Regions from separate parts of the Homo sapiens genome. Here region 2 is linked to region 1. Evidence: chromatin contacts called from ENCODE Hi-C or POLR2A ChIA-PET data. All regions are on one chromosome and are shown on one strand. Each heading gives the region's core, a stretch centred on a gene start or an enhancer-like site at or near the end of the contact. The rest is flanking DNA. Distances are from core to core; before and after follow the strand shown. Region 1 has its middle 77 kb from the start of HS3ST1. Region 2 overlaps LOC107986178 (a long non-coding RNA gene).

Region 1 (5,068 bases), core at 353-2,852:
TTTTCCACATGCATTTAATGAAAACTTGTTAGGTTACAAGCACTGTACTAGGTATGAGAAATCAGAGGGTCCCCAAGAGACACAAGTTGTTTGCTCTCTTTAGTAGGTTGTATTGTGTCCCTTCCCCCAAAAGATCTGTCTAAGTCCTAACCCCTGGTACCTGTAAATGTGAACTTACTTAGAAATAGTGTTTTGGCATGTTCTCACTCATAGGTGGGAATTGAACAATGAGAACACTTGGACACAGCAAGGGGAACATCACACACCGGGGCCTGTTGTGGGGTGGGGGAGGGGGGAGGGATTGCAGTAGAAGATATACCTAATGTAAATGACGAGTTAATGGGTGTAGCACACCAACATGGCACATGTATACATATGTAACAAACCTGCACGTTGTGCACATGTACCCTAGAACTTAAAGTATAATAAATAAAATAAAATAAATAAAATAATAAAAAAATAAAATTAAAAAAAAAAGAAATAGTGTTTTGGGGCCGGATGTGGTGGCTCACGCCTGTAATCCTAGTACCTTGGGAGGCAGAGGTGGGCAGATGACAAGGTCAGGAGTTCGAGACCAGCCTGGCCAATATGGTGAAACCCTGTCTCTACTAAAAATACAGAAATGAGCCAGGCATGGTGGTGCCCACTTGTAGTCCCAGCTACTTGGGAGGCTGAGGCAGAAGAATTGCTTGAACCTGGGAGGTGGAGGTTGGAGTGAGCCAAGATTGTGCCACTGCAGTCTAGCCTGGGCATCAGAGTGTGAGACTCCATCTGAAAAAGAAAAATAAGAAGAAGAGGGAGAAAAAAAGAAAGGAAATAGTGTTTTTGTAGATGGGATTAATTTAGAAAGCTCAGGATTTAGATTTCCTGGATTTAGGATACGCTGTAAATCCAGTAGCTGGTATCCTTACAAAAGAAAGGAGAGGGGATTTGAGACATAGACATACAGACACAGAGGAGAAGTTCACGTGAGGGAGGTGGAGGTTGTAGTGATGCATTGACAAGCCAGAGAATGCCAAGATTGCCCACAGCCACCAGAAGCTAGGAGTGAGGCATCGAACAGATTCTCCCTTGGAGCTTCCAGAAGAAACCAACCCTAATGACACCTTGATTTCAAACTTCTGGCGTCCAGAACTGTGAGACAAAACATTTCCACTGTTTTAAGCCCCCAAGTTTGTGATAGTTTGCTACAGCAGTCTAGGAAATGAAAAATGAGGTTAATGTCAATTTTTTTTCTTTTTTTTTTTTTGTGAGGGGTGTGGAGTTAGAGAACTAAGAAAGGCTTGATACAGCTTTCATGACTTCCATGGGGAAAGACAGTAACTAGGCAGAGGAAGAAAGGAATGAACATTCTTTGGTGAACCTACTGTATGCCAGGTATTTTGCTGGGTATTTTAGGTGCAATAAGCTGCTTAACTCTTACAACACTAGGAAGTTTGTATTGTCATTCATGGTCTTCATATAAAACATTTCAGTCTCAAAGAGGTTAGGTGATTTGTCCCAAGTCGCCCAGACGAAGCCAGCAAGCTCAGGCCATCAGGACCTCAGAGTTTGCATCCTTCTCTAGAAACATGCTGCGTTTTCCTCCCTGCCAAGGAGAAGGCCTTGACTCAATGGACTCCAAATAAGATCCTGTGTGTATGCCTCAGTTTCTTCATCAGGTAACTGAAGAGACTAGATAGCCAAAGATTCCTTTCCCATCTAAAACAAACGGTCTGCTTGAGTCCATGGAGCCCCAGAGCTTTCTTACTTAAACATTTCCTGCTCTGATCCATGTTCTTCATCCAGTATGCAAAATGAAACATGTTCATTCCGTCTCTTGGTCTTGGGGTTGTAATTCTTATCTTTATTGCTACCTCTGCAAGGAGGAGTAAATCATTATTTGTGTATTTTGTTGCCCCCCCCCTTTTTTTTTTTTGCTCTCTCTTTCAAAGTTAATCAGGTTACTTCCATGTAATTTTTTACAAAGTAAATTTCCAACTACCTTTAACCACAAATTAGTCATCACATTGTGCTTTTCAGGGTTATATTAAGTCATTCGTCATAGATGCTGCCGATAATAGTTGGCTTAGGCTAAATGTTTCCTTGTTCAGAGTATTTATCACATCCTGTACCTGCCATGCCTGTGAAAATAAAAGGCAGGGAGGGTGTGAACTGGCTCACAGAGGGCATAAGAAAATGAGTATGAAGGAGCTAGGTAAACTGCAGAGGCCCCTGCAGTGGGGAGGTGGTTATTATTGGCATTAAGTCATCCTTTGGCAGGTTTTATTGCTGCAAGATGAAAGGGACAAAGAGGAAGTGTCTACAGGCTCACAAATACGCAGGGGCTGTGTAGGGAGAAGGTGGGCTTCCATGTCTGGGAAGCAATGCTTTCTAGCTGTGAACTTGGCAAATCACTTACCATCTCCCATCTCAGACTCCTCACAGGCAAAGTGTGAAATGGAAATTCCACCCCATGGGGCTATTGTGAGATTTGAATGAAATTGTGTCTATGAAACCCTAGCCTGGCCCAGAGCATTCAATTGAGTTTGAGATCCTGTCATTCAAGGCAATTGGCTGGAAAGAAATCTCCACAGGATTCATTGGCACTGATCACATAATTCCTCATGTCCCATCATGGATCTTGGATAGGTCTGCAAGCTAGGGCCTCCTATCTGCCACATTGTGAGGTACTCCCTCACAATGGTACACAAGGGAGTACCATTTCGAAGGTACTCCCTTGGATGTGGAGTCTTCCACTGTGCTGTCATGGTCTCTCAACCTGGTCATGGCTAGTCTGGTTTGCTTCAGCAAGTAACTTTTGGCACAAGGTGTATATTCATGCTGTCTTAGCATGCGGTATTCACTGAAACACTAGCTCTGACTTAATGATCGATCTTTATTAACCGACCTTCAATGGAACATGTCAACAGTTTCCATCACACTGGAAATAGGATCCCAGTAAATCACCAGCCTCTTGCCATGGTCCACATCACTGATGACTCTGCCTCTGACTTCTCTTGCTCCCTTCCTTCTGCTTCACCAGCTCTAGCAACACCGGTCCTCCTGCTGTTTCTTGGTCCCCACTCCCACCGCAGCCCATGCACACACACTCCTCTCCCCATGTGAAACTCTGTCTGTGCACCTGCATAGTCCGTGCTTTCACCAGCTTCACCTATTTGCTCCAATGTCAACCCCAGAAGAAAGACTTCCCTGATCATCCTGCTTAAAGTCACACAATCCCCTCCATAGCTATTCATCCTCTCACCTTTGTAAATTTGTTTTCACTGCCTTTTTTTGTTGTATTACATTAACTATGTATTTTGCCTGTATTCTGTACTTGACATATATTATGCATATTATAAATATTTGTTGAGTGAAAGAATGCATAAACATACTGACTTTTATGAATAACTATGCCATGGTACTTGAATTAAAGGAGTCAGAGGCAAACATTTACTTAGCTAGGGGATGGTTCCTTCAATAATTTTTTTTTCTTTGAATAGTAGCCCCATCACTCTCAATGAGGTGGAGGTTATTATTCCCATTTTACAGGTAAGAGGGAAGAAAGTGGTTCAGAGATTAGGATATTCACAGAAAAGAATGGTACACAAAGCTGCTCAGTTTCTCTGGTGAACAGTAACTGTGCATTAAGGATTTGCTGATGAATGAACACTTAATTGTTTACATAATTGAGGCTAAAAAACTATACTAATTCCAATGATTGTTGTGTTTACTGCTGTTGTTTTTATTATAATCATTATCATATTATTAATATTATTAACATCATCATCGTTATTACCCCTTTAGCTCTTTCATTCTCAGTTTGGCAAATAAATTTGGATGTGTTCATTTCAAGGCCACCTGACTCTCCATAAGAAACCATATCACCCAGATCCATTTAATAAAGTGCAGTGATCATGCCCCCCTTCAGCTTCCTTGTGGTCACCTGATTCTGTACTCTTTCTAGAATAAAGTAAAGATGGAAGGGGAACAGAACCTATTTGATGGCCGCCTCTAGTGGAGAGGGCCGCCTCTAGTGGAGAGTTCACAAGTCGCAAAGTGAAAAGATCACTAGGAAAACTGTATTAGGCCATTCTCACAATGCTATAAAGGAATACTTGAGGCTTGGTCATTCATAAAGCAAAGAGGTTTGATGGGCTTATGGTTCTGCAGGCTGTACAAGCATGGCACCAGCATCTCCTCGGCTTCTGGGGAGTCCTCAGGGAGCTTTTCCTACTCATGGCTGAAGGTTGAAGAGGGAGGAGGCACATCACATGTTGAAAGCAGGAGAAAGAGAGAGAGTGGGGAGGGAGGGGAGGTGCCACACGCTTAAACAACCAGGTCTCACAAGAACTCACTCACTATCAAAAGGACACCACCAAGCCATGGGGGATCTGTCCCCATGATCCAAACGCCTCCCACCAGGCCCCACTTCCAAAACTGGGGATTACAATTCAACATGAGATTTGGCAGGGACATATATTCAAACTATATCAAATGGTGACCAGCCAGGGCTGGCACTGTCCCAAGCAAACCTGGGCAGATGGCCAACCTAAGTAGAGAAGCATGAGATGGAGATCCAAAAGCATTGGCTTGGTAGTCAGGAAGACCTGAGTTCAAGTTCAGAGTCCTTGGACTTGTGACGGTGGACAAATGCCATAGCCTGCTCAAGGTGATATTAATAATAAAAATATAACTCGTACTTTGCTTTGAGGATTAAATTAAACTGCCCATGTGGAAAACCCTGTAGAGTGTCAGACTCATAGCTCATGCCAGGAAGAAATGTAGCTGCTATAGTTATGCAGCACTGGGTTCTCTGTTTATTTGAAGAGTGGAGGCTTTGAGAGGTTATGAGACTTGCTCGAGGTTACGCTGAGACAGATCTCATATAAGGGTCAAGACCTACAGACACTCCTTGCAGTTTTCTGTCCACCATAAAGTGCTGCTCTTCTGATGCATTCTTTATTACAAGCCACTAGTGCAGTACTTAGTATATTGGAGATGCTTCTAAAATAAAAGATTCCATAATAGCAACATCAAAATGCCATTTATAACATAATTCCCCTTTACTTTTTCAACAAAGTTT
Region 2 (4,970 bases), core at 44-2,543, 44 kb after region 1:
ATTTGTTTATAAGTAAAAATGTAAATGTTTCTATATAGTTTTATAAATTTATGTAAAATTATATAAGTATACAAATATGTATGTGTGTATATATAGTATGTATATAATATATAGTACAAAATATAAAGATGGTGATAAATGCCAAGCTGATAAATAAATTAGGTAAGGAGAATCAGAAGTACTGGGGGAATAATTTTGAAGAGGTGGCTATGGAACCCTAATAGAGAAAGTAAAATTTGAATAAAGAGACATAGAACTAGTCATGCAGACATCTGAGAAAAGAACATTGCATAGTTATCAGGAACTCCACTCAGCAGAGTGGAAGGCGGGGAATAGAACAGGGAAAAGTCTGGAGAGAGGATGTATGTCTGGATCATCTCTGGCCTTGAGGCCGCTGCAAGGTTGTTGGCTTGCAGTCTGGGGTAAATGGAGAAGCTAGCACATGAGGAGTGAGATGGGACATATTTCATGAGAATTACTCAGATGGGTGTTTTGAGAATACACTGAAAGGGATGTGGGAGCAGACCAGAAGCAGAAAGACAGTGTGGAGCCTCTTGCAGTGTTAAGAGAAGAGGCTGGCATGGACCAGGAGTTGGGAGTGGAGGTGGGAGATTCAGATACATTTTGAAGGAGCCAATAGAATTTGCTTGTGAGCAAGATGTCAGGAGTGAGAGCAAGAGAGGAGTCATAGGAGACTGCAGAGTTTTGTGCCTCTAAGGCAGCTGGAAGTTGCTTAGGCTGGAATGGAGTTGCCAGTCTGAGTTTGGAAAGGCTACAGTAGGAGGACTATGCGTGTGGAGTGGGTAATGGTGTCAAAACCTCAAATTTGAGATGCCCATGGGATATCAAAATTAAGATTAAACGTAGACACTGGATGTGTGCCTTGGATGCTGGGGGGAGAGGTTGAGATAAAAATGCACAGTTTGAAGCCATTGGTGTACACATAGTACTTGAACCCTTAAGTGGTGACAAGAAGGTGGGGTCACCCTTCTTATCTTTCTGCATCCAAGGTGGTTGAGTAACAGCTGCAATGGCAGAAAGGAAATGAGTCCACTTGAAGAACAGGAATTTCTGAACATGACAGGAAGGAGAATGGCCTCAGAGGCAGCCTGCTTCCTGAAAAAGTTTTCTGGACTTCCAAGCAGAACCCAGAGATATTAATAAACAGAAAGGGAAAACAAAATTATGGTAATTTTACTAATGTGAGAAAAATAACATAAATTATTTACTAAATAATTTGGTAACCACAGACTTTCTAAGCAGTGACTCAGAAGGTTCTTGCTGGAAGGTGCACCTTGAAACACCGATACTGGAGTGAATGACAGGCACAGAGGTTCTGATGACTCATCCACTTGTTTCACTTACATGTCCTCTGGAAGCTCTGGGGCCATTCTAATGGCAGTCTTAGTTCTAAGGCAATTTCAAGAGAACAAAAATAAAATTATTTTTTCATTGAAAGCTATATAATGTGTTACAGGTTAACACAGAAATCACATAATATCAAATGTGTGCATAGACCAGGAAGCAAATGTAAATGTTATAAGTAAATGAAAATGCATGAATGTATAGACAAGAATGGTGGAGTTCGTGGCAAATTAGGATACAGTAATTATTCAGTTGACTGCTCTCATGTGGGACCAGAAGTCAAATTTTCTTCAAATTTTCAAGAGCCTAGAAATGTGGGTTTTTATGTGGAAATGCCCAATATTTAAATGTTGGCAACCAGTTTACTTTAGTCAACATCTGTGTACATGAAACAAAGTATGTTTTCTGTCTAATGGTAGCTGATTGGACACAAATTTTCAACCACTGATGGAGGACTTTATTTACCTGTTCTTTTCACAAGCATTTGCTGAGAAGCTGCTGTTATTGGTGGATACAAGTGAAACAAAACTACATATGGCATGATTGATTCCCACCTAGTAGGGAATGTGAACAGCTCTACATATGGTGTCATGCTTTGTGTTTGTAAAGGATAGTTCTGAGGCAAAATGGGAAGAAACAAATACCTCTGCAATGACAAGACTCTAAATACCCCATGAGGAGAGTGACATTTGTAGTAAATCCAGCTTGGGGATGAAAGAGTGTGCAAGATGTTAGAAGTCTGCTGAACTTGTATTTGGTTTATTATAAAGTATACAAATGACTAAACTGTCCTAATCTACTGTTGTTGTGAGAGTGGACTGCTTATCTGCCATTTTTCATTATGATCTATGATCCATGGTAGTCACTAACTACAACTTCTTATTAACAGTTTTACTGAAATATAATTTGCATAGGATACAATTAACTTATTTAAAGTGTATTATTCAACATATTTTAGAATATGTACAGGGCTACACAACAATTACCACAATACAGACAGTCCTCAACTTAGGATTGTTCCACTGATCATTTTTCAACTTTATGATGGGTTTGTCAGGGTATTAAATGTGCTTTTGACTTATGATGGATTTATTGCAATGTAACTCGATCATAAGTCGAGGAACATCTGTATAAATTATAAGACACTTTTCCCCTGTAAAATAAATCTCATATCCATTAACAATCATCTCCCACTTTCTCCTCCCACTCATCCTTAGGTAACCACTAATCTATTTTCTGTCTCTATTGATTTGCCAATTCTGGAATAATAGATGCCACAGAATTTGCCATTCTGTGGAATTCAATTCCACAGAAATGGAATAATATAATATTCGAGTCTTTTGTGACTGCTTTTACTTAGCATAATCTTTCCAAGGTTCATTCATTTCCCAACATGTTTTACCAAATAATTTCTTCTTATGGCCAAATAATATCCCACTAAATAGATACGCCACATTTTATAAGTTCATTCATCAACTGATGAACATTTGCATTGTTCACACTCTTTGATTATTATGAATAATTCTCCTATGAACAGTGTGTACAAGTTTTTGTGGATATCTGTTTTCCATTCTCTTGAATATATACATAGGAGAAAATTGCTGGGTCATATGATAACTCTATGTTAAATAGTTTGAGGCACTGCCAAAATATTCTTCAAAGTGGCTGCATCATTTTACATTTCCACCAAAAATATATGAGGGTTACAGTTCCTCCACAACCTTACAAAACACTTGTAATCATGTGTTTCTTTTTTATTAGAAGCAGTCAATCGGTATAAAGTGATATCTCTGTTGTTTTTACTTGAATCTTTAGCAGCGTATGATGTTAAGAAGGTTTTCATTTGCTCGTTGGCTATTTGTATGCATTCTTTGAAGAAATTAAATTTTTCTCTCCTATAATTGAATTGTCTTTTTTTGATTGAGTTGTATATATTTTTTTTACGTTTTTCTACTTAAAAGTCCTAATGAGATTTATGGTTTGTTAATATTTTCTCCCATTCTGCTAGTTGCTTATCATTTCTTAATAGTATTGTTCGCAGAGAAGAGTCATGAAGATTTATGCCTGTTTTATCCTAATAATTTTATAGTTTTTATTTTTTGTTTTTCCATTTAGGTCTGTGATAAAAAAAATTTTTTTTCTTTTCTTTTTTTTTTTATTTGAGATGGAGTCTCACTCTGTCACCCAGGCTGGAGTGCAGTGGCATGATCTTGGCTCACTACAAGCTCTGCCTCCCGGGTTCACACCATTCTCCTGCCTCAGCCTCCTGAGCAGCTGGGACTACCGGCGCCCGCCACCACGCCTCGCTAATTTTTTTGTATTTTTAGTAGAGACGAGGTTTCACCGTGTTAGCCAGGATGGTCTTGATTTACTGACCTCGTTGTCTGCCCGCCTCGGCCTCCCAAATTGCCGGGATTACAGGCATGAGCCGCTGAGCCCGGCCGGTCTGTGATAAATTTTATGTTAGGCTGGACACAGTGGCTTATGCCTGTAATCCCAGCAATTTGGAAGGTCGAAGTGGACAGATCACTTGAGCCCAGGAATGTGAGACCAGCTTGAGCAACATGGCAAAACCCTGTCTCTACGAAAAATACAAAAATTAGCTGGTTTTGGTGGCATGTGCCTCTGGTTCCAGCTACTAGGGAGGCTGAAGTGGGAGGATCACTTGAGCCTGGGAGGTTGAGGCTGCAGCCAGCTGTGATCACACTGCTGCACTCCAGCCTGGGTGACAAAGCGAGACCCTGTCTCTAAATAAATACATCAATTTTAAGTTAATTTTTGTGAATGGTGTGAGGTCGGGGTCTGACTTCATTCTTTTGTGTTTGTCCTAGCACCATCTATTGAAAAGTCTCTTATTTCTCCATTAAATTTTTTGGCACCTTCATTGAAAATCAGTCGAGCATAAATGTAAGTAACTATTTCTGTATTCTCAATTCCATTCCATTGATCTGTGTGTTTATACTAATGCCAGCACTACACTGTCTAGATTACTGTACTTTTGTATTGTTTATCAATCAGAAAGTTGGAAGCGAGTTTTCCAACTTTTTTCTTTAACTTTGTTCTTTGTTTTGGCTATTTGTGGTACTTTGGAATTTCTTAAAAATTTTAGGAAAAATTTGTCAATTTGTAAAGAATAAAGGCAGCAAGAATTGTGTTGCATGTGTAGACCAATTTGGGAGTGTTGCCATCTTAACAATATTAAGTCTTTTATTCCATGACAATGTGATGTGATTCTATTTATGTAGGTCTTTATTTTCTCCCAATGATATTTTGTTGTTTTTATACAAAAATTTTACATCTATTGGTAATTTTGCCAGGTGTAGTGGCTCATGCCTGTAATCCCAGAACTTGGAGAGGCTGAGGTAGGAGGATCACTTGAGCAGGGTCAGTTTGAGACCAGCCTAGGCAACATAGTGAGACTCTGTCTCTCCAAAAAAAAAAAAAAAAAAAAGAAAAGAAAAAGAAAAAATTAATTAATTAGCTGAACATGGTGGCACGTACTGGTAGTCTGACATACTCAGGGCATGGAGGTGGGAGAATCACTTGAGCCCAGGCAGTCACAACTGCAGTAAGCCATGATTGTGCCACCACACTCCAGCCTGGGT

Evidence for each region. Hi-C counts contacts between places; a loop is a spot of excess contacts on that map. ChIA-PET counts read pairs that join two places held with the same protein, here RNA polymerase II (POLR2A). Pooled maps may share reads with other maps.
Region 2: a map of HCT116 shows a loop between it and region 1 (4-fold over the local background). The contact joins two enhancer-like sites. A Hi-C loop is called at or near these places in 6 of 168 maps with a recorded cell type or tissue (Caco-2, Calu3, HCT116 and 3 more) and 7 of 50 pooled maps. POLR2A ChIA-PET finds 5 or more read pairs at or near these places in 2 of 52 experiments (HCT116 and activated T-cell).

Annotation. Positions count from the first base shown.
Region 1 is chr4:11,503,578-11,508,645 of GRCh38, forward strand. No RefSeq gene overlaps it. Among named protein-coding and RNA genes, the nearest start is that of HS3ST1, 77 kb to the left of the region's middle. RefSeq lists an enhancer at 1,347-2,546. Within about 2 kb of position 1,603, at least 4 of the 41 ENCODE cell types and tissues checked have a DNase peak (open chromatin) inside an H3K27ac peak, as active enhancers do; they include HCT116 and PC-9, where a contact is called at or near this core.
Region 2 is chr4:11,547,683-11,552,652 of GRCh38, forward strand. It overlaps LOC107986178 (a long non-coding RNA gene), which reads left to right. Exons shown (of 5, transcript NR_188483.1): 2 at 4,197-4,272. Among named protein-coding and RNA genes, the nearest start is that of HS3ST1, 120 kb to the left of the region's middle. Within about 2 kb of position 1,294, at least 5 of the 41 ENCODE cell types and tissues checked have a DNase peak (open chromatin) inside an H3K27ac peak, as active enhancers do; they include HCT116 and PC-9, where a contact is called at or near this core.